Linked DNA regions of Homo sapiens: region 1 is linked to region 2. Evidence: chromatin contacts called from ENCODE Hi-C or POLR2A ChIA-PET data. All regions are on one chromosome and are shown on one strand. Each heading gives the region's core, a stretch centred on a gene start or an enhancer-like site at or near the end of the contact. The rest is flanking DNA. Distances are from core to core; before and after follow the strand shown.

Region 1 (6,151 bases), core at 1,280-3,779, 97 kb after region 2:
TGACCTCAAGTAATCTGCCTGCCTTGACCTCCCAAAGTACTAGGATTACAGGTGTGAGCCACTGTTCCCAGCCAGAAGTGTTTAAACTCTAATTTGTCAATCAGTAAGCCTTACTTTAGGAGGGCTTTCAATATAGATGAAGAGTAGAAGGTATTAGTGAGATTGGGTGCATATACATTTTAAAAAGATTGTGCTCATGTAAATGATAAACATAAACCTTTGCTATATACCCCGAGAAACTTCTGCAAAAGCCTCCTAGTTTAAATCCGACCAAGTAAGGCATTCAACATACTCAGCAATACATTTAAAAAAATAAATAAATAAACAAACAATGACACATTACCAACAACTCCTCCTCTTGATATTCAATAACTGGTTTTCCATCTTTACTCTGTTTTTCAATTATAGGATTCCGAACAACCTACAAAGTTTGATAAACTGAAATTATACAATGAATTCATTAGACCATGTTTATTTTGCCTTAATTTAAAAACTTTGAACATGCTACAGCACCAGAAACACAACTTCTTAAAACAGCCCCAAGAATGAATAAAGCAAATAGGAAGAACTTGATTTTAAAATTGCAACCAATTTTATTTTAATTTTACTTGGATGCAACAGCCAGAGAACTTTCCTAAATTCTGAACAGTAAAGATCACCCATAACTTCACCATACAATTTCAGAAAGATACACTGTGTGTGTAAATACCATGACCATCCAGAAATTTTCTTCTGGTTCATTGAAGAACTGTCTGTTCTTCTGTGTATGTAAAGATTTTGCAGGTTTTGATGGGCTAAATGTCCTACAAAGGTTAAAAAAATATGTTTGGGACAATTCTCCAGCAGCAGTTTTAAGAATTCACTGAACGCTAAAGGCACACTTAGAGGTATTACCTTGTAAACTGTACAATAGCTTCACACAATCCGACATTTCTAATCTTCTCATTCTTTTCTACCTCATTTGGATGATAAAATAAAATCTTATTTTCCTCCTGAAACATGAGGAAACAGAAGCACAACATGAATAGAAACATTTCATCTTAGCTATTGAAAACGCTAAGTTCAATGTCGACCTCTTGTGTCACACATGCTAATGACAAAATAAAACAAAAACCGGTTTTAGAAAAACAGGAATTGTAATCCTAGTATTTTCAGAGGCTGAGGCGGGAGGATCACTTGAGCTCAGGAGTTCAAGACCAGCATGGGCAACACAGTGAGACGTCTCTATTATTTAAAATAAGAAGAAGAACAGGAATGATCTCATCATTGTGCAAATACTGCCCACCAGTCAGAAAGGCAATTTCGATAGTCAAGAAGTCACATCTGAAGTAGCACCAGGTAATTTTTATGAAAACTCAAGTCTCCAGGTTTCTTTCCTAGTGCTAATTTGTAATACACCAATGCTTGTAAGAAGTAAAGGTGTGCCCATCTGCAGACACATAGCTCCCTGAAAATTAAATCCAGTCAGTTCCCAGCCATTTGAACTGACAAGTTGTTTTTTTTTTCTTTTTCTGGAGATGGGGTCTGTGCTGCCCAGGCTGTAGTGCAGTGGCGCTATTACAGCTCACCTGCAGCCTCAATCACTTGGGCTCAAGCGATCCTCTGGCCTCAGCCTCCTGAGTAACTGGAAATACAGGTGCGTGCCACCACGCCCGGCTCACTTTTCAATTTTTTTTTTTTTTTTGTAGAGTTGGGGGTCTTGCTATGTTGCCCAGGCTGGTCTGGAACCCCTGGCCTCAAGCAATCCTCCCATCTCGGCCTCCTAAAGTGCTGGGATTACAGGCGTGAGTCACAGCGCCCAGCCTGGACAGTCTTTAACAGAAGTCTGACTTGCTGGAAACAAAACACAGCTCCGGACATCCTTTGAGAAAGTCGCCGTCCCCACCTCAGAAAAACCACACACACACACACACACACACCCCTCCCGAAATTAATTTATTTCCTCATTTGGGCGAAAACTATTACAGGGACCTCCAGGCTTGCATCATTTGAAGGCTAGCGTCTGCCACCCTGGTTCCACGCTTCTAGTTGGGGACTACCCACTTAACAAAGCCAAGTTCAATTTTAATTTCCCAGAACTGACGCAAAGCAAAGCGCAAAGAGCCTCAACCTGGGGTGTGGAGTGATATAGACCCGACGGGGCTTTATTCCATCGACCTAGGACCTGAAGCGGTCCCTGCCTGCTGTCAGGTCCCCGCCGCAGCCCCCTGCCCGGACTCGCACCTGGCACAATGCAGGCTAGGTCAGTGCCCCTCGAGGTGGGCAGAACCACAGGGCCACCTTCCCGGGGAACACCGGCGCCGCCCGCCCGCGCGCCGCCCCCTCCGCATACCTGTCCTTCGCGCGGCCCGAAGCGCGGGTTGTAGATGAAGAAACTCAGCAGCGCCGGCGGGAACTGCTTCTCCTGGGCCGCCCAGGGCCCGCTCCCGGCCCCGGCCGCCGCTGCAGCCATCCCGCCCCGGCCCCCACCTCGGGAGCCTCCCACGGCCCGCCCAGAGACAGCAGCCACCGGCTAAAACACCGCACTTCCGCCTCCGTCGCCACCGCCCCGGAAGCACTCGCCGCAGGCCCGGAAAAAGAATCCGCCTCGCAGCGTCCTCTTCAGGCACCCCCGGGTGGCCTTGTTGTCTGTTTCCTGGCCGAGTTTGTGTTTTGCTGGCTCGCGGAGTTTTCTCCTGGCTACAGGCGAGGGCTGCGCGTTTCAGGAAAAACCGAGCGGGCACTGTTTTTTTGTTGTTGTTGTTTTTTCTGATAGGGTCTCAGTTTGTCATCCAGGCTGGAGTGTAGTGGCGCGATCTCAGCTCACTGCAGCCTCAACGTCCGACACTCAAGCAATCCCCCTGCCTCAGCCTCCCAAGTAGCTAGGATTACAGGCGCGCGCCACCAAGGCCAGTTTTATTTTTTTGTAGAGGTGGGGTCTGTGTTGCCCAGGCTGCTCTCGAACTCCTGGCCTCAAATGGTCTCCCACTTCGGCCTCCCAAAGTGCTCCGATTACAGGCGTGAGACACCACCGCCCAGCCTGTTGTTGTTTTGGTGGTATTGTTTTAAATTTAATTTAGAGACAAGATCTCGCTTTGTCACCCAGGTTGGAGTGCAGTGGTGCCATCATAGCTCACTGCAGCCTCAACTCCTGGGCTCAAGGGATCTTCCCACCTCAGCCTGAGGAGTAGCTGAGACCACAGGCATGCACTACCATGCCCAGATAATTAAAAAATAGATAGATAGATAGTAGAGACAGGGTCTCACTTTGTTGCCCCGGCTGCTCTCTAACTCTTGGCATCAAGGGATCCTCCTGCCTCTGCTACTGGATGGAAGGTCTTGACCGTGGATTGCCCAGGTTCTTGGCTTGTTGAACACAGAACTGAACAAAATGCAATGCACAAAGTAACAAAAGAACAAAGCAACGAAAAGAAACAAAAGAAAAAACCGGAGTAAGGAATAGACAGATTTATTGAAGCGAAAGTACAACTCACAGAGCAGGAGCAAGACAGAGCAAACAGCTCAAGAGCCCCCATTAGGATTTTCATTAAGCTGGAAGAATTAGGTAACGCCCCTAGGTGCCCGTTAGAGGTCTCCGATTGGTTACACCCTCTGAAGGATTGGCCTGTGACCAATCAGAGGCTGAAGTGGAGACGCGCACCCGCCCCCCCGTCAATCAGAAGCTGTCACCCTCCCCCCCGGCCAACCCCCTGTCGTCCGTCAATCAGCCTCTGATTGAGGGAATGAACACGTGGCCTCTATGCTGCCTAATCTTGCCTAGAACTGGCTGCACCTGCTGTTCTTTTGTTTATGCCTTAACCCTTGGTTACCCTCATTCCCTATTCTGCCTCACCTGCCCTCCGAAAGTGCTGGGATTACAGATGTGAGCCACCCACACCAGGCCCATTGTTTTGTTTTTAGTTTATTTAAAAAGTATTTTATTCTAAGACAGCACTTTGCTCTGTTGCCCAGGCTGGAGTGCAGTGGCCAGATCAGACCTCACTGCAGCCTGGAACTCCGGGGCTCAAGTGATCCTCCCACCTCAGCCTCCCGAATAGCTGGGACCACAGGTGCATGCCACCATGGCTGGCTAATTTTTAAATTTTTCGTAGAGCTGGGGTCTCACTATGTTAACCCAGGCTGGTCTCGAACTCCTGGGCTCAAGTGATCCACTGGCCTTGGGCTCTCCAAGTGCTGGGATTGTAGGCATAAGCCCCTGTGCCATGGCAGTTTTTTTTGTAGAAGGAAATGTAGAGACACAAAGGAAGCCTCATTTAGAAATAAACAAGGCTGGCCACGGTGGCTCATAGCTGTAATCCCAGCACTTTGGGAGGCCAAGGTGGGTGGATCACTTGAGGCCCAGAGTTCCAGACCAGCCCCGTCTCTACTAAAATAAAAAAACTAGCCAGGAGTGGTGGCACATGCCTGTGGTTCCAGCTACTTGGGAGGCTTGAGGCAGAAGAATTACTTGAACCCAGTAGGTGGAGGTTGCAGTGAGCCAAGATTGCACCACTACACTCCAGCCTGGGCAACAGAGCAAGACCCTGTCTCAACAAAAAAAAAAAAAAAAAAAAAAGAAAGAAAGAAGAAAAGAAAGAAAAGAAACACACTTAGGGGCAGATGTGCATTCCGTTTGGCCCATTAACATCATCTACAGAGTCCTTGTTTGAGAGACCTCAAGTGACCACTGGATCACCCACACCTACAAAGCTTGCCCCTTCCCCCCATTCCTTCAGCGCAGGTCTGGAGGCAGATGGGGCACCATGTGTGCCACGGGAGCAATATCAGAGGTGGCAGACTCCCCAGAGTGGCTGTTCCTGGACCTTGTCGCCTGGGATTCCCTTGCCTTTGAGTTGTGTGGGTTGTGGCATAGTTGGGATGGCTTGTTACAGTTATGTGGATTCAAGCCTTGGCAGCATATGGTTTGACCAAACTCAAGAAGACTTTGGTTTAGATTGCCTTATCTGTCACATATTAAGTTTGGAAGCAGAACCACTTCCCTTATCCAGCCTGGCAGATAAGGGAAGTGATGAGTTGGAATTTGGACTGGAGACAGATCTGGGTACATATCCACTTTTGCCATTCACCGACTGCACCAATCTCCTTGCACCAAAGAAGAGATAGAGACTCTCTCGTCTGTATCTCTTATTTGGAAAATGGCTAATAGTAAATTCCTGCCAAGTGAGAGTTTCACTTGAAGAGTTAAATGGGACTATGAATGTGCATCAGGTGCCAGCAACTCATCATTATTTCATAAACTGTTGACTTTCCCAATTAGCTTGCTCTAGTGCATGCAGTTATTCCATGAGAAATACATGTTTTGGCTGGGTGTGGTGGCTCATGCCTGTAATCCCAGCACTTTGGGAGGCCGAGGATGGCAGATCACTTGAGGTCAGGAGTTTGAGGGCCAACATGGTGAAACACTGTCTCTACTAAAAAATAAAAATAAATAGCCATGCGTGGTGGCAGGTGCCTATAGTCCCAGCTACTCGGGAGACCGAGGCAGGAGAATTGCTTGAACCCGGGAGGCGGAGGTTGCAGTGAGCTGAGATTGTGCCACTGCACTCCAGCCTGGGTGACAGAGTGAGACTCTGCCTCAGTAAATAAATAAATAAATAAATAAATTAATTAATTAATTAATATAAAGTACAAGGTGCTATATAAGTGAGTGAGATTAATATTTTATAGTATGAGTCACAGTTTCTCCCAGGATACCTCTGTGTCCTTGTACATGTTTGCCTCTCCCTTCCTCCCACATACAATTCATTGCAGGAGGCATCGAAAGAGGGAGATGACAAAAAACAAAATGAAACATCCAGAGATCAAAGAAAAGAACATGCTTTTATGGTTTCAAAGTTAAGGATGCAAGAACGCTTAGACCTCAATGCATCTGCCTCTCCAAACACAGTCCTTGGGTGTGCACGGGTACCAGGCAGGAGTGGTAGTGACGACAGATACCCACATAGGTTTGGAGGTCTCAGAGGAGAGGGTGTGTGTGTCTTTCTCCCTGGGGAAGCTGGGGGAGGTGGTGAGCTTTGCAGAGTTCCCCTCTGGGTCAAGCATGGTTTGGTAACAGTAGAGTAACCACGGAACAGGGGTATCTGGATGAGAAATCCTTATTGTTCAGGAAGAAGCTGAATGACTTACTTGTGCACAGAAGGAATTCAGAGAA
Region 2 (6,542 bases), core at 3,440-5,939:
TCCAGCGGCTTTGGTGCTGATGGGAATAAGTCGACCTGCAGAGGAAGTTCAGCCCAAGTCTCAGCCCAGCAGCGTCCCGACACCTGACCGGGGTCTGGTCATGCTGCTGTCTCTGTGGTTCTCTGCGGAGTCATGGTTTCTGTACCTTGAAGAGAACTTCCCCTTCTGGAAACCAGAAACCCAGTAAACCCTGAGGAAATAAGCGAATGAAATTACTGCAGACAGCTCTGTGGTGGGGAGATGGAAAAGGGGCTGTTTGTTTTTGTTTTTTATTTTTTTTTGTTTTTTGAGACAGAGTTTCGCTCTTGTCGCCCAGACTGGATTGTAGTGGCTCAATCTTGGCTCACTGCAACCTCTGCCTCCCATGTTCGAGCAGTTCTCGTGCCTCAGCCTCCAGAGTAGCTGGGACAATAGGCGCACACTACCATGCCCAGCTAATTTTTGTATTTGTAGTAGAGATGGGGTTTTCCCATGTTGCCCAGGCTGGTCTTGAACTCCTGGCCTGAAGCAATCCGCCTGCCTTGGCCTCCCAAAGTGCTGGGACTACAGATGATGTGAGCCACCGTGGCCAGCCCTCACTGTACGGATTTTCTAAAAAAAAAAAAAAAAAAAATTAAATTTGTCTTATTTGCCAAAAGGTAAATTAACCTTTTCTCCTCTCCTTTTTAAAGAGTATTTCCTGATAAACATTGTAATATAAATAACTTTTGTGCCTTTGACATGTATCTAAATCTTTTAAAAAGGTAAATGAACTTCTTGCCAACACTACAACCCGGGAATTTTTTTTTTTTTTTTTTTTTTTTTGAGACAGAATCTCGCTCTGTCACCCAGGCTGGAGTGCAGTGGTATGATCTCGGCTCACTGCAACCTCCACTTCCTGGGTTCAAGCTATTCTCAGGTCTCAACCTCCTGAGTAGCTGAGACTACAGGAACTTGCCACCACGCCTGGCTAATTTTTGTATTTTTAGTAGAGATGGGATTTCACCTTGTTGGTCTGGCTGGTCTTGAACTCCTGACCTCAGGTGATCCACCCGCCTCGGGCTCCCAAAGTGCTGGGATTACCGGTGTGAGTCACCCTGCCGGGCCACAACCCAGGAATTTTTTTCTTAAGAGCCTGACAGTCTTGTCTTTGAAATGTAAACCTCGAGGAAAATAGTGTCCCTATCTTCCTGTTGCCTAGGGAGTTTAGCCTAGGCACCTTGAGCTGTTACTACCTGCTTGTCAAGGAGATATGAGAAGTTTAATTTTTTTTTATCTGATACAGGTAATTAACTAGCATGGGTGGCCACCTTGATTTCCAGGTGAATTTAGGATGAGTGTTTAAGAATGCATAGCAGGCCAGGCGCAGTGGCTCACACCTGTAATCCCAGCACTCTGGGGGAGGCCGAGATGGGCGGATCACTTGAAGCCACACAGAAATTGAAAGGAGTTTGAGTCTAGCCTGGCCAATATGGCGAAACTCTGTCTCTGCTAAAATACAAATATTAGCTGGGCATGATGGCACATGTCTGTAATTCCAGCTACTCCAGAGGCTTAGGCACGAGAATCACTTGAACCCAGGAGGTGGAGGTTACAGTGAGCCAAGATCACACCACTACACTCCAGCCTGGATGACAGAATGAGACCTTGTCTCAAAACAAAAAAAAAAAAAAAAAAAAGCATAGCAAGTCCTTTTACATGAGGATGAGTTACTGTTTATCTTGAGAGCATGTATGCAATGGATTGTATCTGCCAGGCTATACAAAAAGGAGGCTTTGACCAGGCGCCATGGCTCATGCCTATAATCCCAGCACTTTGGGAGGCCGAGGCGGGCAAATTATGAGGTCAGGATTTCGAGACCATCCTAGCTAACATGACGAAACCCCGTCTCTACTAAAAATACAAAAAATTAGCCAGGCGTGGTGGCATGCACCTGTAGTCCCAGTTACTTGGGAGGCTGAGGCAGGAGAATTGCTTAAACTGGGGAGACAGAGGTTCCAGTGAGCCGACATCGCACCACTGCACTCCAGCCTGGGCAACAGAGCAAGACTCTGTCTCAAAAAAAAAAAAAAAAAAAGAGGCTTTATTTCTCTTTGCATCTCATTAATGGATCACCTGTGATGGGCATCACAGTCTGGTTTAATGCTTATTCAATGATAAAATTGTTTTCTTTATTTTCTGAATTTGTGGAGAGAATATTCTAGGTTAACAGAATAATTTATTTATTTATTTTGAGATGGAGTCTTGCTCTGTTGCCAGGCTGGAGTGCAGTGGCGTGATCTCAGCTCACTGCAATCTCCACCTCCCGGGTTCAAGTGATTCCCCTGCCTCAGCCTCCCAAGTAGCTGGAACTACAGGCGCGCACCACCACACCCAGCTAATTTTTTGTGTTTTAGTAGAGACGGGGTTTCACCATGTTGGCCAGGATGTTCTTAATATCCTGACCTCATGATCCACCCACTTCGGCCTCCCAAACTGCTGGGATTACAGGCATGAGCCACTGTTCCTGGCCTCAGAAGAATTTATTTTTAGTCTTTTCCTTACCAGTTTTTATGAAACAACTGGGCAAGAACACTGTTAGATTTCACCAAAAAGTTGTGATGAATCATTGTCCTTATATCCCATTTTTGAAAACTGACATTTTAATTGTAAAGCAAAAATAAAATTCTAAGCCTCCACAGCTGTTGAGTGGACTCCCCTGTTGGCCAGCAGGATCCAAAATAAACATGAAGAACTAATTCAGGTCATGACGGGAAGGAGGGGGTCGGACATGCCTTGTCATACTCTCCTCCCTTCAGAGTTTAGGCACAGCTGACCAACATTAACACTAGACTACAGATCATAAGACTGACAGAACAGGCTCTTTGTGTCAGTAAGATACCCAACTCCAACCAGACTCTGATATAGCATCACGTGACAGATAGCAGTCCCTGAAGGAAATCATAGTATTTTACCCCATAATATATTTTCTTTGTCACACTTTAAAATAGTCCTGCAAAGCCATCTCTTTGGGGGAAATTTGCATTCTGTAGAGAATCTCCTTCCCTTACAGAAAAGAATCCAGGTCTTTTCTCGAGATTCTGACACCTTTTAAGATCCAATAAGAGATATTTATCATCTATTCTCTCTGAAGCCTGTTCTGAGGCTTCATCTACATAACAAGAACCTTGGTTTCCACAATGCCCCTTATCTTAACTCAAGCTTTTCTTTTCTTTTCTTTCCCTCCCTCTTTCTTTTCCCTCCCTCCCTCCCTCCCTTCCTTCCTCCCTTCCTCTCTCTCTCTTTCTTTTCTTCTCTGTTGCCCAAACTGGAGTGCAGTGGCACCATCATGGCTCACTGTAGCCTCAACTTCCCAGGCTCAAGCGATCCTCCCATCTCAGCCTCCTAAGTAGCTGAGACTACAGGCATGCACCACCACACCTGGATAATTTTTTTTTTTTTTTTTGTAGAGATGGGGGTCTTGCTGTGTTGCCCAGGCTGTCCTTGAACTCCTGGCCTCAAGGGATCCTCCCAGGTCACCCTCCCAAAATGCTGGGATTACAGGCAAGAGCCACCGCAATGGCCCATTTCTTTACGTCATCTTCCAACTGTTCAGCCAACACTTAACTCTGAATCAACTGCCAATCTTTGAATCTGCTAGTGACCTGAAAGCCTTTCCAGGCTGACCCAATGTGTACATCCCATGTATTGATTTATGTCTTTGCCTGTAACTGCTGTCTCCCTAAGATGTATAAAACCAAGCTGTAACCCAACCACTTTGGGCTCACGTTCTCAGGACCCCCTGAGGCTGTGTCACCAGCCATGGTCACTCAAATAGGAGGCCCAGAATAAAACTCTTTACAAACTTTGAGTCTTTTTGGTCAACATAACCTAACCCTAAACATAATCCTCCTGGGGAAGGTGAAATCACAGGTATCTTTTCTTTGTTCGATTTGTGTATTTCCTGATTTCTCTACAGTTTTTAGGCATTTGCTGTGTGATCTAGAAAAGCTACAGAGTCTCGCTCCGTCGCCAGGCTGGAGTGCAGGGGCGCGAGCTCGGCTCACTGGAACCTCCGCCTCCCGGGTTCAAGCGATTCTCTTGCCTCAGCCTCCGGAGTAGCTGGGATTACAGGCACGCGCCACCACGCCCAGCTAATTTTCGTATTTTTAGTAGAGACGGGGTTTCACCATGTTGGCGAGGATGGTCTCTATCTCTTGACCTCGCGAGCTGCCCTCCTCGGCCTCCCAAAGTCCTGGGATTACAGGCGTGAGCCACCGCGCCCGGCCACAAATTCTATTTTCTTTCTCTTCCTTGGAAAGCATCGCTGGGCATTTATCCTGTCCTAGTATTTGAGTGAAACTTCTCTTAGCATTTCAGCGCAGTGACCACGATACACCCTTTCCTTTCCTTCTCGTTATGGGAAACTCGGTTCTAACCTGGAGGCCTTGGGCTCCAGGACCCAGTCACTGCAGCCCTGGACTTGACCCTAAAAGGGAATAAAGACAAATGCGAAGTTCAGTCCGGGGATCAGGGCTGCCGAAGCTCATATAGCCTGGGGCTTCTTAACCTTTAGACGGGGTAGAGACATTTGAAATGGCCCCTAAAGTTGGGGGGCGCTGGTAGGCTCATGGGAAATAGAGTCCGGCCCTTGTCCTGGGACCAACGGTGGGCCCTGGGAGGCGGACTTCCGGTGAACTCCTGCGCGTGTGCGCCTCTCCCTGGGTGCGTGTTCGCACATGCGCGCTGCCGCCGCACTGCCATCGCTTCCTGTGTGTCCTCAGGTCACCGCTTGCTCTAGTTCCCAGGCTTTGGCCCCCAGTGGACGAGAATCGCTGAGCCTGCGGGGCTGGACGCTGAGCGCCTAGGCCAGCACCTAGGCGGGCGCGGAGCTATGTGGGCCAGGGTTCGCACGGGCCGGGTGGAGGCTTGAGCGGGGACCCCCGAGCGTGAGCCCCTGAGCCGGCGGCCCTGCGGCCAGGGGAACCGGGCGGGAGGTGGCGAAGGTGGCAGCGGAGGCGGAGGCGAAGGGGCGGCGGGAACCGGGCCTGGCCCGTGTGTGTCCTGGGGGCCTGGCCCAGGCCGCCGCTGTACGGTGAGTCCCAGGGAGGCGGATCTGGGCCCCGGGAAGGACACCCTCCTGGATTTGCCCCGTAGGCCCGGCCCGGGCCCCTCAGGAGCAGAACAGCCTTGGTGAGGTGGACAAGAGGGGACCTCGCGAGCAGACGCGCGCCAGCGACAGCAGCCCCGCCCCGGCCTCTGGGGAGCCCCAGGAGGGTAAGTCTTTGGGTTTTCGGGCCCGGAGCGAGAAAGGCCTGGGTGAAGTCACCGTATGTTCGGGACCTTAGAGTATGAGGCGGGGGAGGGTCCGATCGCTTGCAGGAGAGGCGTGTGTTTGGCCTTGAGGCGCTGCACGGGAATATCTGGGAGGACGAGGCTTACGGGGGCGTGGAGGGTATCACCAGCCTCAGCTGCAGACGTCGTCTCCACTCCCCACTAACCCCTAACAGCCCTTCCTCCTCCTTTCCGTGCTCCAGATTTCGACCGCCTCTAAACGTCCGTCAGCATCTCTGTTCTCTCATTTAAGTGTCTGCTGATTCCCCCCTTAGATCTGCCCTGGAGACTGGTAGTAATGCAGGAACAGTCTGCAGGGATTCTCTCTTGCTGCCTCAGTTGCTAGGGGAAGAGACTGGGCCTTAGCAGGTGGGTGACTTGACCGGGTCACTGGCTTTGTGGGTAGAGTTGCTCATAGTAGAACTCAGGAGTCTTATCTCCCAGGCCAGTGTTCTTTCTCCCGTATCCTAGTTTTCTTAGTAGAAGGTTATTAGGTGCAGCAATAACCAAGTTCAGTTAGATAATTTAGAAACAAAACCATATTTTATACACATTCATTTCATTTCTGAGAGCTCACATACTCAATTCCTATGGTTTCTTTGATTTTAAGCAGTTTAAAGAGACAATAAGAAAATGCGGGCCGGATGCAGTGGCTCACACCTGTAATCCCAGCACTTTGCCGGGCTACAGCAAGAGTATCCCTTGAGACCAGGAGTTAAAGAACAGCCTAGGCAACATAGGGAGACCCTGACTCTACAAAAAATACAAAAGTAGCCAGGCATGCTGGGATGCACCTGTGGTCCCAACTACTCAGGAGGCTGAGGTGGGAAGATCAATGGAGCCCAGGAGGTGGAGGCTGCAGTGAGCTGTGAATGTACCACTGCACTCCAGCCTGGGTGGCAGATTGAGACCCTGTCTCAACAAACAAACAAACCACAAAAAACATGAGCCGTATAATGGGAATTTTTTTTTTCTTTTTGCGGGTTGTATTTGATGATGGCAGACTATTTGTAAAAGAAGTCATGTTACCCATGAGAGTCTTAACTCATCTAATTACTACCTGATTATCTTAGAGTTACAAAGTTACAAGTGCATGCTTCCCTTATCAGTCTTTTTTTTTTTTTTTTTTTTTTGAGACAGTGTCTCTCACCCAGTCTGGAGTGCAGCAGCGTGGTCTCGGCTGACTGCAACCTCCACCTCCCAGGTTCAAAGGATTCTTGTGCCTCAGCCTCCTGAGTAGCTGGGACTAC

The links. Hi-C counts contacts between places; a loop is a spot of excess contacts on that map. ChIA-PET counts read pairs that join two places held with the same protein, here RNA polymerase II (POLR2A). Pooled maps may share reads with other maps.
Region 1: a loop to region 2 is called in a pooled map, with 9 times the contacts of the local background. The contact joins the promoter of CCZ1B here to the enhancer-like site in region 2. A Hi-C loop is called at or near these places in 2 of 168 maps with a recorded cell type or tissue (CD4-positive, alpha-beta T cell and GM13977), 8 of 37 single-sample maps with no recorded cell type and 10 of 50 pooled maps. POLR2A ChIA-PET finds 5 or more read pairs at or near these places in 2 of 52 experiments (activated T-cell and activated naive CD4-positive, alpha-beta T cell).

What each region holds. Positions count from the first base shown.
Region 1 is chr7:6,823,746-6,829,896 of GRCh38, forward strand. It overlaps CCZ1B (CCZ1B vacuolar protein trafficking and biogenesis associated), which reads right to left and starts at 2,530. Exons shown (of 15, transcript NM_198097.5): 1 at 2,333-2,530; 2 at 895-992; 3 at 710-803; 4 at 344-421. The coding sequence starts at 2,452. RefSeq lists an enhancer at 3,473-3,767.
Region 2 is chr7:6,725,067-6,731,608 of GRCh38, forward strand. No RefSeq gene overlaps it. Among named protein-coding and RNA genes, the nearest start is that of ZNF12, 21 kb to the left of the region's middle. RefSeq lists enhancers at 1,001-1,050, 3,558-4,533, 4,585-4,794 and silencers at 4,945-5,054, 5,465-5,514. Within about 2 kb of position 4,690, at least 39 of the 41 ENCODE cell types and tissues checked have a DNase peak (open chromatin) inside an H3K27ac peak, as active enhancers do; they include CD4-positive, alpha-beta T cell, where a contact is called at or near this core.